Linked DNA regions of Homo sapiens: region 2 is linked to region 1. Evidence: chromatin loops called from intact Hi-C (ENCODE). Cell type or tissue: ovary. All regions are shown on one strand.

The links. Peaks named below come from ENCODE experiments on the same cell type or tissue, not always from the same donor. Only the 100,000 strongest peaks of a DNase experiment are listed, where the experiment ranks them.
Region 2: a loop joins it to region 1, with 7 times the contacts of the local background. A loop is called at or near these places in 1 of 110 quality-filtered maps.

The regions. Positions count from the first base shown.
Region 1 is chrX:17,304,006-17,312,005 of GRCh38, reverse strand. No RefSeq gene overlaps it. Among named protein-coding and RNA genes, the nearest start is that of NHS, 67 kb to the left of the region's middle. In ovary, no CTCF peak of the experiment used is centred here; no DNase peak of the experiment used is centred here.
Region 2 is chrX:17,594,071-17,602,070 of GRCh38, reverse strand. All of the region lies in intron 1 of NHS (NHS actin remodeling regulator), which reads right to left. Among named protein-coding and RNA genes, the nearest start is that of NHS-AS1, 39 kb to the right of the region's middle. In ovary, no CTCF peak of the experiment used is centred here; a DNase peak (open chromatin) is centred at 3,880; H3K27ac peaks cover 607 bases.

The sequences.
Region 1 (8,000 bases):
AGTTTTTTGTTTTACTGCTGCTGTTGATATACATGAAGTAATGGATATCAAGAAATTCATTTTCGTGCATCTTTACTCATACATTTGTTTAGTTTGAATTTATAATATTTATAATTTTAATCATTTGGCAGAGGTAATATTACCTTATTTGAGTAGTAAACCCAAGTAGAATACAAATGTATATTCATATTATAAATAATGATAATTTAGAAGACATATCTGTTTTTATGAAACCAGTATCACACTAGTCTTATTTGCCAAAGATTTACCTAAACTGTATGCACTTGAAAAATATTTGGGTTAGTTCTATATTTCTGGGAGTTTTAGAAATATTTAATTTATGTAAGTGCTTATGTATATGTAAGCCAATTTGAATAGCACTTCTTTATGGGATTTTGTGAATTAACTTGGTAATACCATCTGGATGTAGGAAACTATCACATATACACATTTACATACTTAAATGAACATATAAACAGACACAAATAGAAGCCTTCTAGCTTCCATTCTAAAATTTTAACCATGAGTCAGGTAAAAATACAGTAATATAAACTCACTAATTTGGCTGGGCACGGTGGCTCATGCCTGTAATCCCAGCACTTTGGGAGGCCGAGGCAGGTGGATCACTTGAAGTCAGAAGTTTGAGATCAGCCTGGCCAACATGGCGAAACCCCACCTCTACTGAAAATACAAAAATTAGCCAGGCATAGTGGTGCACGTCTGTCGCCCCAGCTACTCAGGAGGCTGAGGCAGGAGAATCTCTTGAACCTGGGAAGCAGAGGTTGCAGTGAGCCAAGATCATGCCACTGTACTCCAGCCTGGGCAACAGAGCAAGACTCTGTCTCAATAAATAAATAAATACATACATACATACATAAACTCACTAATTTATATAAAATAGTTGGCTCTTGTCTTTGCTCCACTTTATATTTTTATCTGAATTGTGCTTCTGTCAGATGAAAAAAGTTAAGGTTACCTGCTCAATATGAGGCTAATGCTTTTTGCCAATATTTGCAGAGGAGATTATTAAGATTTTCTTTTGCCCTGATATGTAATATTATGGAGGCTGTGGACCAAATTTTAGGTGAGGGATCTTTTGCAAATACCAAGTGGCTGTCTGGGTGTTTCCAAAATCCATCTGAGTGAATAAAATATCCAGTCTGTTTCCAATTACTCTGTTTTTCTTTTTAGCCTTAGGTAGTTGCCATTAGGAGTCCCTGAGTCCATTGAGATCCCCACAATGGGAGGTAGGAGGGCTAAAGTTCAAGTGACAATAGAGAATTGAGGGGCTGGAGTGGGATAGGAAAAGTCTGGCAGGGAGTGAACAGAGGGATAGAAGAGATAAAGGCATGAAGGGACTCAAGGGTACTGAATTGAAGACTTAAGGTGGTAAAAGGGGGAAGGAGAAGCAGAGGTGATGGGAAGGGAGAGGTCTTACAAGAGCTAGTTTGGGGAAGGCATTGAAGTTCTAGATTATTCTTAGTAAAATCATGCCAACGAGAAAGAAAGTGGGCAGAAAAAGTACCCTATTAGTGGAGCATATAGTCAACAGGAATTCCAGAAGGGGGGTTTCAGACATTCCTATGGGAGAAGCAAGATCAAATAAAAGGCACAGAGAGACTTCACAAAGAGCCAACAAAAAATTTTCAGCACAGGAATCAGGTAATAAATCCCCACTTGAAACAAAGAGCCAGAAAGAAGGACTTTCAGCCCAAGAGTCAGGGAGTGAATATCTACTTGAAACAAGGAGCCAAGAAGACCTTCCAGCTCAGGAGGTGCCTTTCAAATAAAAAATGCTGAAATTCTATCCTAGCCTCGGAGAGTATATTCAGAATCTTAAGAATTCAAAATTGGTCCATACCCTGCTTCAGTGTACTGGTATTCAGAGCATTAGCTCAGGAGTTGGACTACCAATGAATCTCCAATCTATCTTTACTTGGGGTCCTGGTGAGAGGCTTAAGGATCCAATGATGACTCTGATCCTGTTTCACTCATAAGTCACCATAACTGTTAAAGAAAAATTATTCTGATACTTGCTAAAATGGTAAGGAAGACTATTCAGGCCTATTGAGACATTCATCAAGACTATCACAATAGGGAAGAGAGGTCAGGCTCAACTCCGAATACAACAAATACAGATGGGGATTTGTAGCCAATGAGCAGAGTTGCGGTTGGGGAGTCAGTGGATGGAAAATTACTGAGAGGAAACATCAACGGTAGGGGGATTTTTACTAATCCTACTTAACAGGATTCTTGCTGAAGGCAGGCCAGGGTGATCAGACATCAAAGGTGGAGAATGAGGAATTTGATCAGATATCAAAAGTAATCAGATTTCAAGGAGGGGGAGATTCTCACTAAACTGACTTAGCAAGATTCTTGCTAAAACTGGGCTAGGCAGGCTGAATACAAGGCCCAAGAATGAGGCCTAGTTGAAAAGAAGGTTCAGAGGAGCCTGTCTAAAGTTTCGTCAAAGAGAGAGTCTTTATCAACATGTGTTCACTTTACATCTGTATGAAAGTCATGATTATACTTTCTTTGACAATTATCCCTTAATACAGCCAATGCTTTTGAAGAGATTAGCATAGCACCTGGCACATTGTAAGCATTCAACAAAGTTGTTGTTGAGTTATTATGGCTGCTGCTGTTGTTATGTTGATATGAATCAAGGTTCCAACAAGAAAAAGAACTCAGCCCAGATGGTTCAAATGAAGAGACTTGAATGAAAAGATTACTTTATGAGCAAGGTAAAGGAACCAACAAGGGATATTAAAACACCAAGAAACTATGATGAGCGACCAGTATCTTACGTGTGCTAAAGGAGACAGGGAGGAAATAGTGTCACTGGATCCCAGTGAGAGCTTAGGCCATAGAAAAGGGGCCGCCTATCAGGATATGTTGTTATGAAGGGACCCAGCTCTCACCAGAGATGGAGTGCTGAAACGGAGAGACCAGGGAAAAGAAATATTCTAAACTTTCTCTCTTACTGCCTTCTTTATCACCTGCTGGGCCCTCTCATTGGCTAAATCCAATTAGAAATCAGCTGGCAGGGGAGCGTGGGTGATGCAGTCTGCCTCTCCTGGCACGGATCAGAGCAAAGAAGGATAGAGCATGCATCTTGGGATAGGGGGCTGAAGAATGATCAGCACAATTATTACTACTATATTTTTATAATGCTCAAAGTCTATGGAATATGCAACACCAAGAATGAACCCTAATGTCAACTGTGGACTTTGGGTGATAATGGTGTGTCAATGTAGGTTCATCGATGGTAACAAATGTACCACTCTAGTGGGAGATGGTGATAATGGGGGAGGCTGTGCCACTGTAGAGGCAGTGGGCATATGGAAAATCTCTGTACATTCCACTCAATTTTGCTGCGAACCTAAAACTGCCCTAAAAAAATAAACTGATGATCATGGCAGATGGGAGGCAGATCTAGATTGCAGCTCCGACTCGGATGGACAGAGCAGTGTGTGGAGGCTCACATTGTGAATTTTGGTGCCAGATCAACTGCAAGAACAAACCAGCAATCCAGAGAGGACTCACAGACCCTCTGAAGGAAGTGGACTGCTCCTGCAGGACCCCCCAAATACTGTGAGTACCCCAACTGTGGAACTGGGAAAGGGAGAGACTCCTCTCCCGACACACACCCACACTGGAGAAACTGAAGGTCTGTTTGCAGGAGAAGTTTTCAACCTTACCTGGAACTGAGTAAATTTAGAGAGCCAAATGAAATACAGGGATAGAGGAAGTAGAGGAAGGCCCTGGGAGCTTGCTGGGTCCCCAAGCAGGCCATTCCTGCCTGGTACCATAGGGATCCATTGGGAGGGCGGCCAGAGGAGCAGGGGGTGGGGAAACACCACAGGGAGAAGGAAATCTCCAGCTGAACTTTGTAACAATTTGAATGGGGCAAGAAGCCTCCTGGCCAGAACTCAGGGCATGTATCCAGTGTGTAGACTCCACAGGCCGGGGAAGAACCAAGCCCTTTTCTTTCACAGCTGGAAGGTGGGTAGCCTGGGGCAAGTTCTCAAGCCCGGCTTGCCCACCGCCTGGAAGCCGACTCGGGGCCGTTAGAGGGGCCATGGTGGGAGTGAGACCAGCCCTTCGGTTTGCATGGGAGCAGCTGGGTGAGACCTGTGATTGCCGGCTTTCCCCCACTTCCCTGACAACCTGCGTGATTCAGCAGAGACAGCCATAATCTTCCTAGGTACACAACTCCATTGACCTGGGAATCTCACCCCCATCCCCCACAGCAGCTGCAGCAAGGCCCACCCAAGGAGAGTCTGAGCTCAGACACACCTAGCCCTGCCTTCAACTGATGGTACTTCCCTACCCACCCTGGTAGCTGAAAACAAAGGGCATATAATCTTGGGAGATCTAGGGCCCCACCTACCACTGGGAGGCCAACCAGCACAAAAATAGAGCATTAAACCACCAAAACTAAGAACCCTCACAGAGTCCATTGCACACCCCCTGCCACCTCGACTGGAACAGTTGCTGATATCCATGGCTGAGAGACCCATAGACAGTTCACATCACAGGACTCTGCAGACAACCCCCAGTACCAGCCCAGAGCCAGGTAGACTTGCCAGGTGGCTAGACCCAGAAGAGAGACAACAATCACTGCAGTTTGGCTCACAGGAAGCCACGTCCATAGGAAAAGGGAGAGAATACTAGATCAAGGGAATATCCTGTGGGACAAAAGAATCTGAACAACAGCCTTCAGACCTAGATCTTCCCTCTGACAGAGCCTACCCAAATGAGAAGGAACCAGAAAACCAGCTCTGGTAATATGACAAAACAAGGCTCTTTTATACCCCCAAAAAATCACACTAGTTCACCAGCAATGGATCCAAACCAAGAAGAAATCCCTGATTTACCTGATAAATCATTCAGGATGTTAGATATTAAGCTAATCAGGGAGGCACCAGAGAAAGGCAAAGCCCAATGCAAGGAAATCCAAAAAACAATAAAAAAGTGAAGGGAGAAATATTCAAGGAAACAGATAGCTTAAAGAAAAAACAATAAAAAATTCAAGAAACATTGGACACACTTATAGAAACGCAAAATGCTCTGGAAAGTCTCAACAATAGAATTGAACAAGTAGAAGAAAGAAATTCAGGGCTCGAAGAAAAAAAGGTCGTGAAATTATCCCAATCCAACAAGAAAAAGAAAAAAAGAATAAGAAAATATGAAAAAAAACCCTCCAAGAAGTCTGGGATTATGTTAAATGACCAAACCCAAGAATAATCGGTGTTCTTGAGGAAGAAGAGAAGTCTAAAAGCTTGGAAAACATATTTGGGGGAATAGTCGAGGAAAACTTCCTTGGCCTTGCTACAGACCTAGACATCAAAATACAAGAAGCACAAAGAACACCTGGGAAATTCATCACAAAAAAATCATCACCTAGGCACATTGTCATCAGGTTATTCAAAGACAAAGGAAAGAATCTTAAGAGCTGTGAGACAGAAGCACCAGGTAACCTATAAAGGAAAATCTATCAGATTAACAGCAGATTTCTCAGCAGAAACCCCACAAGCTAGAAGGGATTTGGGGCCCTATCTTTGGCCTCCTCAAACAAAACAATTATCAGCCGAGAATTTTGTAGCCAGTGAAACTAAGCATCATATATGAAGGAAAGATACAGTCTTTTTCAGACAAACAAATGCTGAGAAAATTTGCCACAACCAAGTCGCCACTACAAGAACTGCTAAAAGGAGCTCTAAATCTTGAAACAAATCCTGGAAATACATCAAAACAGAAACTCTTTAAAGTATAAACCAGACAGGACCTATAAAATAAAAATACAAGTTAAAAAGCAAAAACAAAAACAAAAAACAAAGAACGCAGGCAACAAATAGCATGATGAATGGAATGGTACCTCACATCTCAATACTAACATTGAAGGTAAATGGCCTAAATGCTCCACCTAAAAGATACGGAACCACAGAGTAGATAAGAACTCACCAACCATCTGCTGCCTTCAGGAGACTCACCTAACAAATAAAGACTCACATAAACTTAAAGTAAAGAGATGGAAAAAGACGTTTCATCCAAATGGACACCAAAAGCGAGCAGGGGTAGCTATTCTTATATCAGACAAAACAAACTTTAAAGCAACAGCAGTTAAAAGAGACAAAGAGGGACACTATACAATGGTAAAATGCCTTGTCCAACAGGAAAATATCACAATTCTAAACATATATGCACCTAACACTGGAGCTCCCAAATTTATAAAACAATTACTAATAGACTGAAGAAATGAGATAGACAGCAACACAATAATAGTGGGAGACTTCATACTCCACTGACAGCACTAGACAGGTCATCAAGACAGAAAGTCAACAAAGAAACAATGCATTTAAACTATACCTTGGAACAAATGGACTTAACAGATATATACAGAACATTTCATCCAACAACTGCAAATACGCATTCTATTCCACAGTGCATGGAACTTTCTCCAAGTTAGACCACATGATAGGCCATAAAGCAAGCCTCAATAAATTTAAGAAAATTGAAATTATATCAAGCATTCTCTCAGATCACAGTAGAATAAAACTGTAAATCAACTCCAAAAGGAACCTTCAAAACCATGCAAATACATGGAAATTAAATAACCTGCTCCTGAATGAGCATTGGGTCAAAAACTAAATCAAGGTGGAAATTAAAAAATTCTTCAAACTGAATGGCAATAATGACACAAACTATCAAAACTTCTGGGATACAGCAAAGGCAGTGCTAAGAGGAAAGTTCATAGCCCTAAATTCCTACATCAAAAAGACTGAAAGAGCACAAACTGACACTCTAAGGTCACACCTCAAGGAACTAGAGAAACAAGAACAAACCAAACCTAAACCAAGCAGAAGAAAGGAAATAACCAGGAGCAGAGCAGAACTAAATGAAATTGAAACAAACAAACAAAAAATACAAAAGATAAATGAGAAGCTGGTTCTTTGAAAAGATAAATAAAATTGACAGATTATTAGCAAGATTAACCAAGAAAAGAAAAGAGAAAATACAAATAACCTCATTAAGAAATTAAACAGGGCCAGGAACAGTGGCTCACGCCTGTCATCCCAGCACTTTGGGAGGCTGAGGCGGGTGGATCACTTGAGGTCAGGAGTTCAAGAGCAGCCTGGCCAACGCGGCAAAACCCCAACCCCACTAAAAATACAAAAATTAGCTGGGTGTGGTGGCGGTTGCCTGTAATCCCAGCTACTCAGGAGGCTGAGGCAGGAGAATCACTTGAACCTGGGAGGCAGAGGTTGCAATGAGCCGAGATCATGCCACTGCACTCCAGCCTGGGCAACAGAGCAAGACTCTGTCTCAAAAAAAAAAAAAGAAACAGGAGCTATTACAACTGACACCACTGAAATACAAGAAATAATTCAAAGCTACTATGAACACCTTTACACACATAAGCTAGAAAATCTAGAAGAGATGGATAAATTCCTGGAAAAATACAACCCTCCTCGCTTAAATCAAGAAGAATTAGATACCTCCAACAGACCAATAACAAGCAGCAAGATTGAAATGGTAATTTAAAAATTACCAACAAAAAAAAAGTCCAGGACCAGATGGATTCACAGCAGAATTCTACCAGACACTCAAAGTAGAATTGGTACCAATCTTTTTGACACTATTCCACAAGATAGAGAAAGAAGGAACCCTCCCTAACTCATTCTATGAAGCAAGCATCACCCTAATACCAAAACCAGGAAAGGACATAATCAAAAATGAAAACTACAGACCAATATCCTCGATGAACATAGATGCTAAAATCCTTAACAAAATACTAGCTAACCAAATCCAACAACATATCAAAAAGATAATCCACCATAATTAAGTGGGTTTCATACCAGGGATGCAGGGATGGCTTAACATAGACAAGTCAATAAATGTGATACACCATATAAACAGAATTAAAAACAAAAAGCACATGATCATCTCAATAGATGCAGAAAGCATTCAACAAAATCTTGCATCCATTTATGATT
Region 2 (8,000 bases), 290 kb before region 1:
GAGGACTTTGGTTGCAATCCTCTTATCTTCCTGGCATGCACTGACACCTCACATTTATATGTTAAAGCCAAGTTTGTAAGAGAACGTGTTGAAAAGTGACTCTCAAGGTTAAATAACAATAGTTGGGAACTTGATCTGAGCTTCTAAATAAGCTTTGTGACTTTAGACAGTGACTTAATGCCTCTGAGTTTATATGTCCTTTTATGTAAAAGAGGCTAGTATCTCTCACAGTGTTTCCCAGAGTATCGAGGGTGGGATCGAATGAAGCACCAGTGAACAGCAAACCTTTAAAAACTAAGTCGTTATATTCCTCCCAGGCTGAAATGTTTCTATGAATTATCGTTTGCGGACTGTGCTCCTTAAGCCACTTGAAAAATCTACATGAGACTGCTAGTATCCAAGCCAATCTGGATGAATTTCCACACAAGATTTCCTAGGACACCATAGAAACATCTTTTAAAGCTCTAGACATAATGTTCTTCTTCCTTGTCCAACAGTTACATAAGTTTTTAAGGATGATGGCTCCTTTCCATCATCAAATCCATTTGTCTTGATTTAAGATGTGGAAACTGCCCATCATAAACAGTTCCACCACACCTAGAATCTTTTAGTATTTTCCTCCATGTTTATTCCTTACTTTGAGAACAAAATAATGTTCTTTTTCTGGCCTGTTATTGACAAGATTGTGCTTTACCTCCTATAAATGACAAATGCTCTACAGAGTCATCTCTCCACTTGACAACCTTCCTGCTTCTCCATGATTTCGCAAAACACAATTGGCAAGAAACACAATGTCCATTTCTCTTCCTCACCTAGGTATTCATCCATCAAACCTGCTGAATCTACAAGTTTGGGTTTTCCAAGCAGCTTTTAAAAAATTAATTCCATACCCTTCCTCTCCTTCATAACCTATTGCCACCATCCCCTCCAATGCCACCCCCTCTATGGTTTTACCACTTCTTAATTAGTTACAATGCTAGCACCTATAATGGCTTTCCTGTTGTTTCCATGAGAATTTATCGGTGACTTACTTTCTCCCAAGTTCTTTATGTTTCTCCGTACCCTGAAACCAGTCTGACAAATTGCTTGTTTTAGAGTCCCTTTATATTTGTTCCTAGAGGTTTGATCTTGGCATTTATTATTATATGACTGGCACCTTGCCTTGAGGGCCATCATGCCAGATAATAGTACCAGAGTGGAAAAGCTCACAAGCTCCCACTCATATTCTCATTCTCTCCTTTCTCTCTCCTTCTCTCCTTCCTTCTCGCTCCCCCACCCAACCTTTCTGTGTTTTTTCCCTGCCTTATTTTCCTCCTTCCTTTCCTCCCTCCCCCACTCACCATTCACTGAACTAACTCTCTCCAAATTCCACCTCTCCATGAATAGAGCCTGACAATACCAGACAGCTGAGATCTACTGGAAAATACTAAAAATAATTGCCTTTTGTTATTAAAGTCAGATTTGGGGCTGCTGTTCCCTCCTAGGAATTTGTACAGTTTCCTGCAAGGATTCAGAGGTCCATACCCTAGTGCTGTTTTTAGAATGCAAAGGGCTATTTCAATAAACATGCCACTAAATTGACGGCGTCGTCTTAAATTAACGTATATTGTTTCTTGTCCCATTTAGCTGTGGCTGACGCTTTTTTGGAATTTTCCATTGGAATATTTTACACACTGATCTCTTCTTGCTGTCCTCCACACCCTGTCTGACATTCAAGCTCCTTTTGAGATGCCAAAGAGCCACAATCCCCAACTCACTCTCTCTCTCTCTCTCTCTCTCTCTCTGTCTCTCTCTGTCTCAGCTGCCTTGCCCCCTGGGGTTGGCAGCATCATTTAACTTTTCCAGCGCAAACTTTTTTATTCAAGGTCTTGGGAAACCTAACTCAAGAGTCATCCTCCTTAGAACTCTGGTATTGACAGGCGGCCTTTTTATCCATATACCTTTACATTATTAAAATCAGAACTAAATTAGTGTCTTAGTACTAGCTGCCCAGCCCAGAAAATGATATGCCCCCTAGACTTAAAATATTACAGGCATTTATTGGGCTTGCTTTCCTATGTCTAAAACATAGGTTATCAGGCTTTAGGATGTATTAGAACCACCTGAAATTTCTTGATCAAAAGGCACATTCTTGGTCTGCATCTCCAGAGGTTTTGATTCTTAGTGTGGGGAGGGGCACAAGAATGGACATTTAAATAGGAGCCCCACTGATACAGAATGATCATCATAAAGGTTTATGCTAGGTAACAACTTCCCTGCATCAACTGGTGGTTTTGACTTTATCCAGCAAAGAACGGTACTAGAGTCATCAACCCATCCCGTTAAATAATGTAACTGGCAAACTGTTATCTAATGGTCCTCATTTTATATAAAAGACATTAACATTGTTATTCATTTTTTGGATGTGTTTGCAATTTAAAAATAATTATGTGAATGATAATATATTAGTATATATAATATATCAGTATATAATATATTAGTACTGGTTCATGAGTTGTTAAGAAATGTACCATACTAATGTAAGATGTTAATAGGGTGGGAGATATATGGGAGCTGTCTTTACTATCATCTCAATTTTTCTGTAAATCTAAATCTGTGGTAAAAAATAAAGTCTATTTTTCTTAAAACAGAAGAAAGCAAAAAAAAAATTCTGCCACCCACCAGAATGGTTATAAATTAAAAGACAGAAGATTCCAAATGTTAGCAAAACTGGAACTCTTGCACACTGCTGGTGGGATTGTGAATTGGTGCCCCCACTCTGGAAAACTGCTTGGCAGTGCCTGTGAAAGCAGAATATTTGTTTACCCTATGGCTGTGTGCTTCTGGGTATATACTCAATGGAACTATATCCATGTGTTCACCAAAAGATGTGTATATAGCAGCATTCTCTGTAAAGTCCCAAACTGGATATTAGCAAAATGCCCATCAATAATGGAATTCATAAATCACTTGTGATATGTTCAGAAAATGAAATACTACAAAGCAACAAAAAGAAGGAAATTTGAACTATACTCAACAACCAGGGTGATGCAGAGGGAAAGAAATCAGACACAAGAGAAAGTAGGCTGTATTATTCCACTTATACAAGTTCAAAAAACAGTTCAAACTAATCAATGAAGGAAAAATCAGTATACGGGTTATCCTTGGGGTGGGGAGTGAAATGAAGGGGCTCTTCTGGGGCCAGTGATCTTTGGGGTTTTTTTGTGAGGAGAGTAGGTACTTAGGTGTGTTCAGTTTGTGAAAATTCAAGGAAGTGTACACTTAGGATTTGTGCATTTTTCTATATGTATACCATTTTATGAAAGCAATCCACGTTTTCTTTGGGGAAAGAAAGGTCAATATAGTGAATATAGAAAGGGTCAATACAGTGAATATAGACTCTAAACTAGATTGCCTTGGTTCAAATCCCAGGTTTACCACCTGTAAGCTGCATGACCCTAGGGAAGCCATGAAGCCTTTTTCACCTGTATGCCCTTATCTGTGAAGTGAGGATAATGATAGTACCTTTGTTGTGGGTTGTTGTGACAATCTAATAGGTTAATATTTGTACAACGCTAGTGTAAGGCACAGGGTAGGCATCATATAAGTGTTTTTTAAATAAAAGTTTTCTTTGTGGGGGCACACTTAAAAATGTCTTTTGATGATCACTAACTACTTTAAAGGAGACTAAAGAAGAGTTAAGGAAATAAGAAAGGAGTTAAACTTATTTCCTAGGCAGCATTCTTGCTTATGAGGGAAAAATATTATCTTGGCGCCTGGCCAGTTAATTCTGTTCTTCTTGACTTGGAGTCTGGACTCCCAACAGGCTCCGGGCATTGGTCCAGAGGCTTGACAACGAGCCACATCTGGGACTGCCAGGAACTGCCACAAAAGAGTCCGCCCAAGAAGGCCTGTTGGAATTGCTGGGGAGGGAGAGTGCCATCCAGTCAGGACCCATGCCAGGACACAGCCCCCTGAGTCTACCTGCTGGGTAGGGCAGGCCCTGAACCCTGGCCTTTCCTCTAGCTCCCAGTCAGAACCTTCCCTTCCATCACAGGTCTCCTCCAAAAAGAGCTGACTAAGACAGGGCTGCATTCATAGACAGGAAAAGAAAAGAAAGAGAAGAGAGAGAATCAAGCAGGAGTGTCCTACCCTCCTAGAAATGAGCCTGCGATCATTCTGGGCACCCTCTCTCGCTTGGGTTTGTTCTTCACTGAACATCCCTAGTGAATGAGGAGCCTGAGGAGTGTCTCCTTTTACAGGCAACCTCCAGAGTCCACCACAATCAGGTACCCGCGGTGTGGCTCGACCCACTCTTCCTCTCCCTGTTACTTTCTGACACAGCTGGCTCTTCAATCAAAGCTGAGTTCCCTCTTATCTAATCCTTTGCTTTAGGAAGTTTAACTCACCCTCTAAAGCCTGTGCCTGGAAAAAAAATAAACCCAAATGAGAACAATTTTTATCTCCCATTATGAGTGGAAGTGAATCTCCTCTAGCTTGGCAACTCTCCAGGAATATCCCACTAATTTTTAAGTCATTTCTAGCCTGCTCTCTTCTTTTGCTCTTTCTCCAGCTCTCTTCCAAATGCTCACTGAGGAAGAGTGTATCCCTTGTCCCTACCCCTGCCAGTTTTTTGTTTTTTCTTAAAAAAAAAAAAAAAAGAGAATAGCCAGGCGCGGTGGCTCACGCTTGTAATCCCAGCACTTTGGGAGGCCGAGGTGGGCGGATCACGAGGTCAGGAGATCGAGATCATCCTGGCTAACACAGTGAAACCCCGTCTCTACGAAAAATACAAAAAAATAAAATTAGCCAGGCATGGTAGCGGGCGCCTGTAGTCCCAGCTATTTGGGAGGCTGAGGCAGGAGAATGGCGTGAACCCGGGAGGCGGAGCTTGCACTGAGCCGAGATCGCGCCATTGCATTCCAGCCTGGGTGACAGAGCAAGACTCCGTATCAAAAAAAAAAAAAAAAAAAAACGGAAGAATAGTCTTAAGTTCCTGAAGCCGTGTATGACACACTGGCTAGTTTTACACCAAAACATTTCCCTTTACACCTTGGGCACACAGATGACTCTATTTCCCAGCCTCCCTTGCATGTTAGTGGGGCCACGTGACAGTTCTGGCCAGAATATAGGTGGGCCCATAAAACCTCCACGCTATCCTCCACACTTTCTCTTTGCCTCATCTGCAGTCTGGATGCAGTAGCTGAGGTGGACTTGGAGGCCTTAGGGCACAGGGAAGTCATAAAATGGAAGGAGCCTGGGAGTCTGAATGCCTGCGTGGAACACAGGTCCTGATCCCTCACTTCCCCACTCCCATGCCTGGAATGTGACATGAACAAGAAATAAACTTTGTGTGAAGCCCCTGAGACTTGGAGTGGCTGGCACTGACTAATATACCAAATTCCAGACTCTCAAACTTTCTACAAACTGGAATACCACATTCCTCTCTCCCAATGGTTCCCTGTGCAGTCATCTTTGACCTCTCTGCATGGTAGGCCAAACCTGGAGCATGAACACCAAAATCCCACATCCTAACCCTTAACCTTTGACCTTGGTTCATGCTTCAACTTTTAATTTGGTTTCCTGCCTGTTGATTAAAATATATTTGTTGGAAGTGAATTGAAAGTCTCAGAAATGGTGCCTGTTATTTCCATAACTGAGTCTTCAAGCCATATGCTCTGTGTATCCATCTGGGCATGTCTGGGATATTTGAATTAGTCCCATTGGCTGCATTGTAGACAAGCAAGCAAAGAGATTGGAAGCTGCCAAGTCCCTCTATGATAGACAGGTCCTCCCAAGCCATCCTTCCCATTCTAAGGAAGAACAATTACAAGCACATTACTAAGAACAAGCCATTCATCATCCAGACTTTGCCTCTGTCTTGACTTGCATCCATAGTGACAAGATACAGGCAGTTTTGTGGTAAACAGAGGCTGTCACAGACCTACAGACTGAAAAACTGAGTGAATTTGTTTGGCTTTGTGAGATTTGAAGCTACCAGATTTCAATAAATAGTGGTGAGTACAAAAAATCTTCATCTTTTTTTTTTTGGAGGGAGGGAGTAGGTAAGCAAATTGTCTGTAATTTAACTCCAGCCCAGGGCTCTGAACATCCTTCAGTAAGTTCTTATTTGGTGGGAAATTGGAACTCCTAGAGCCATATAAATTCACTTTTCCGCTATTAAAGAACCAACACAAGTAACTGTTTGACTCAAGTTAACATTCACTCCTTGGAATAGATGATAAGTAAATATTTACCCACTGGCATAGCTGTTGAGTAATTGCCCATTAAAGAAGTTAAATGTTAATCACTTATTTCTGGACTGAATAATTTCAACAAGATCCTATGACTAATCCATAAAGTCTAAAGGCAAGAAAAAAGCCCACATCCGTTTATTTCTTTCAGTCTTGACCATACAGGAAAGGCCTACTCTTAGGAATGTCTCAAGTTAGAGTCATAACCAGTTTTCACTCCCTTAGCACTCAAAGCCAGCTAGCTAATTGCCTTTTCATTGTTCTGCGCCCAAAGAAACCTTGACCCCAGGTTAAGTATTAACAAGATTTGAGAGGGAAGGGTTGGACAGGAGTTTAGAGAGAATATGAGGGACATCTAAACTAAGAGGAGAAATAAAACCTGGAGATAGAAGACAGAAGATGTCATGAGGTTGGCTGTCCTACATCAAAGGGAAGTGTGCATGATAAATGCCATTAAAGTCAAAACCCTAGGGCAGATGTTGCCACATTAAATCTCAGCTGAGACAGAGGAGGACTTCAGCAGCAGATGGCTCACAAAGAATGGGTAGGGAAAGTGTCTATACCATCAGTCTCATGGAAAGGATCCTTGCTTGGTACCCACTCTTCAGGATCAAAGAATGAGCTTGCAGGTGAGCTATCTGCACCCAGCAAGGCAGCCTGCATCTGAATGAGAAGAGCCAAAATCCCTACAGAACTTCTACATATATTCCATGTCAGCAGGAACATATATAGCAGCTTGGTGGGTGTAGTGGCTGCTGTTGATATCCACCCAGATCCCCTTAACTCTGGTGGAATCCTCCTCCCCACCAGCTATGAGTGTTGGCTGCTAAAAGCAACTCACTTCTCTGGAGAATTGCCCTTGGCCAATGGGAATCATCTAGCTCAGAAGGTGATTCCTCCTCTCCCAGAGGCAGCCCATAGCTAATGACTGGCTGATAGCATGGTACAAAAGGCCAGTGCCCTACTTCAAGGTGGGATCAACTCTGTGGTGCAATTCCTGCTGCAGTGAGATTGCACTGTAGCTAGTCTTTAGCTAAGGCCACAAACTTGCTTAGAACTTTTCCCCAGTCACAGCCTGCTTCCCTTATGCCCCTTCTGAGAGGACGCTCTCAATGAAGGGCGTGCACAAGAATCAATGTCTCAGTGTCTTCTCCTGTTCTGTTTGCTTCTTTTTCTGAACCTAAACAAAGACAATAGGACAGGCAAGACCTTCAGTCTCCCCCACTGCCTCCGAATTGCCTTAGAATTTGTTGACAGAGATTGCCTGGACAGGTGGAATAGCCTGATCCCAGGGGTACCCCAGGCAGAACGGAGACAGAGTAACCCACCTTACTCCTTCCAACCAATGACTGAATTCCACTTGGAGGAGAAGCCTTGGCGTGTAAGACTGCCAGGTACCTCTATCTTCCCTTTACTGATCCATGCCCTCCCTCACCTGCCACCCACCCTCTCATAGATATCCAAGCAAAGACTCCCTTTCTTCCATTGGACTTTCTTCTGCCTTTGAGTTAGTGACCCCCTTCCTCACTTCTACACTGGCGTGTTTTTTGTTTTTGGTTTTGGTTTTGGTTTTGTTTTGCTTTTGCTATAGGAATGCTTACATTGCATGGTGTACCAGAAAGAGCATGGACTTATTATATAAAGTGGGTAAACACGGGCCAGTTATTCAACTTTTCTGAACATAGATTTCTTCATCTGTAAAGTGGTGTTAATAAGACCTACCTCACAGAGTTGTTGGGAAGATTAAATAATATAAAAACTAGATGT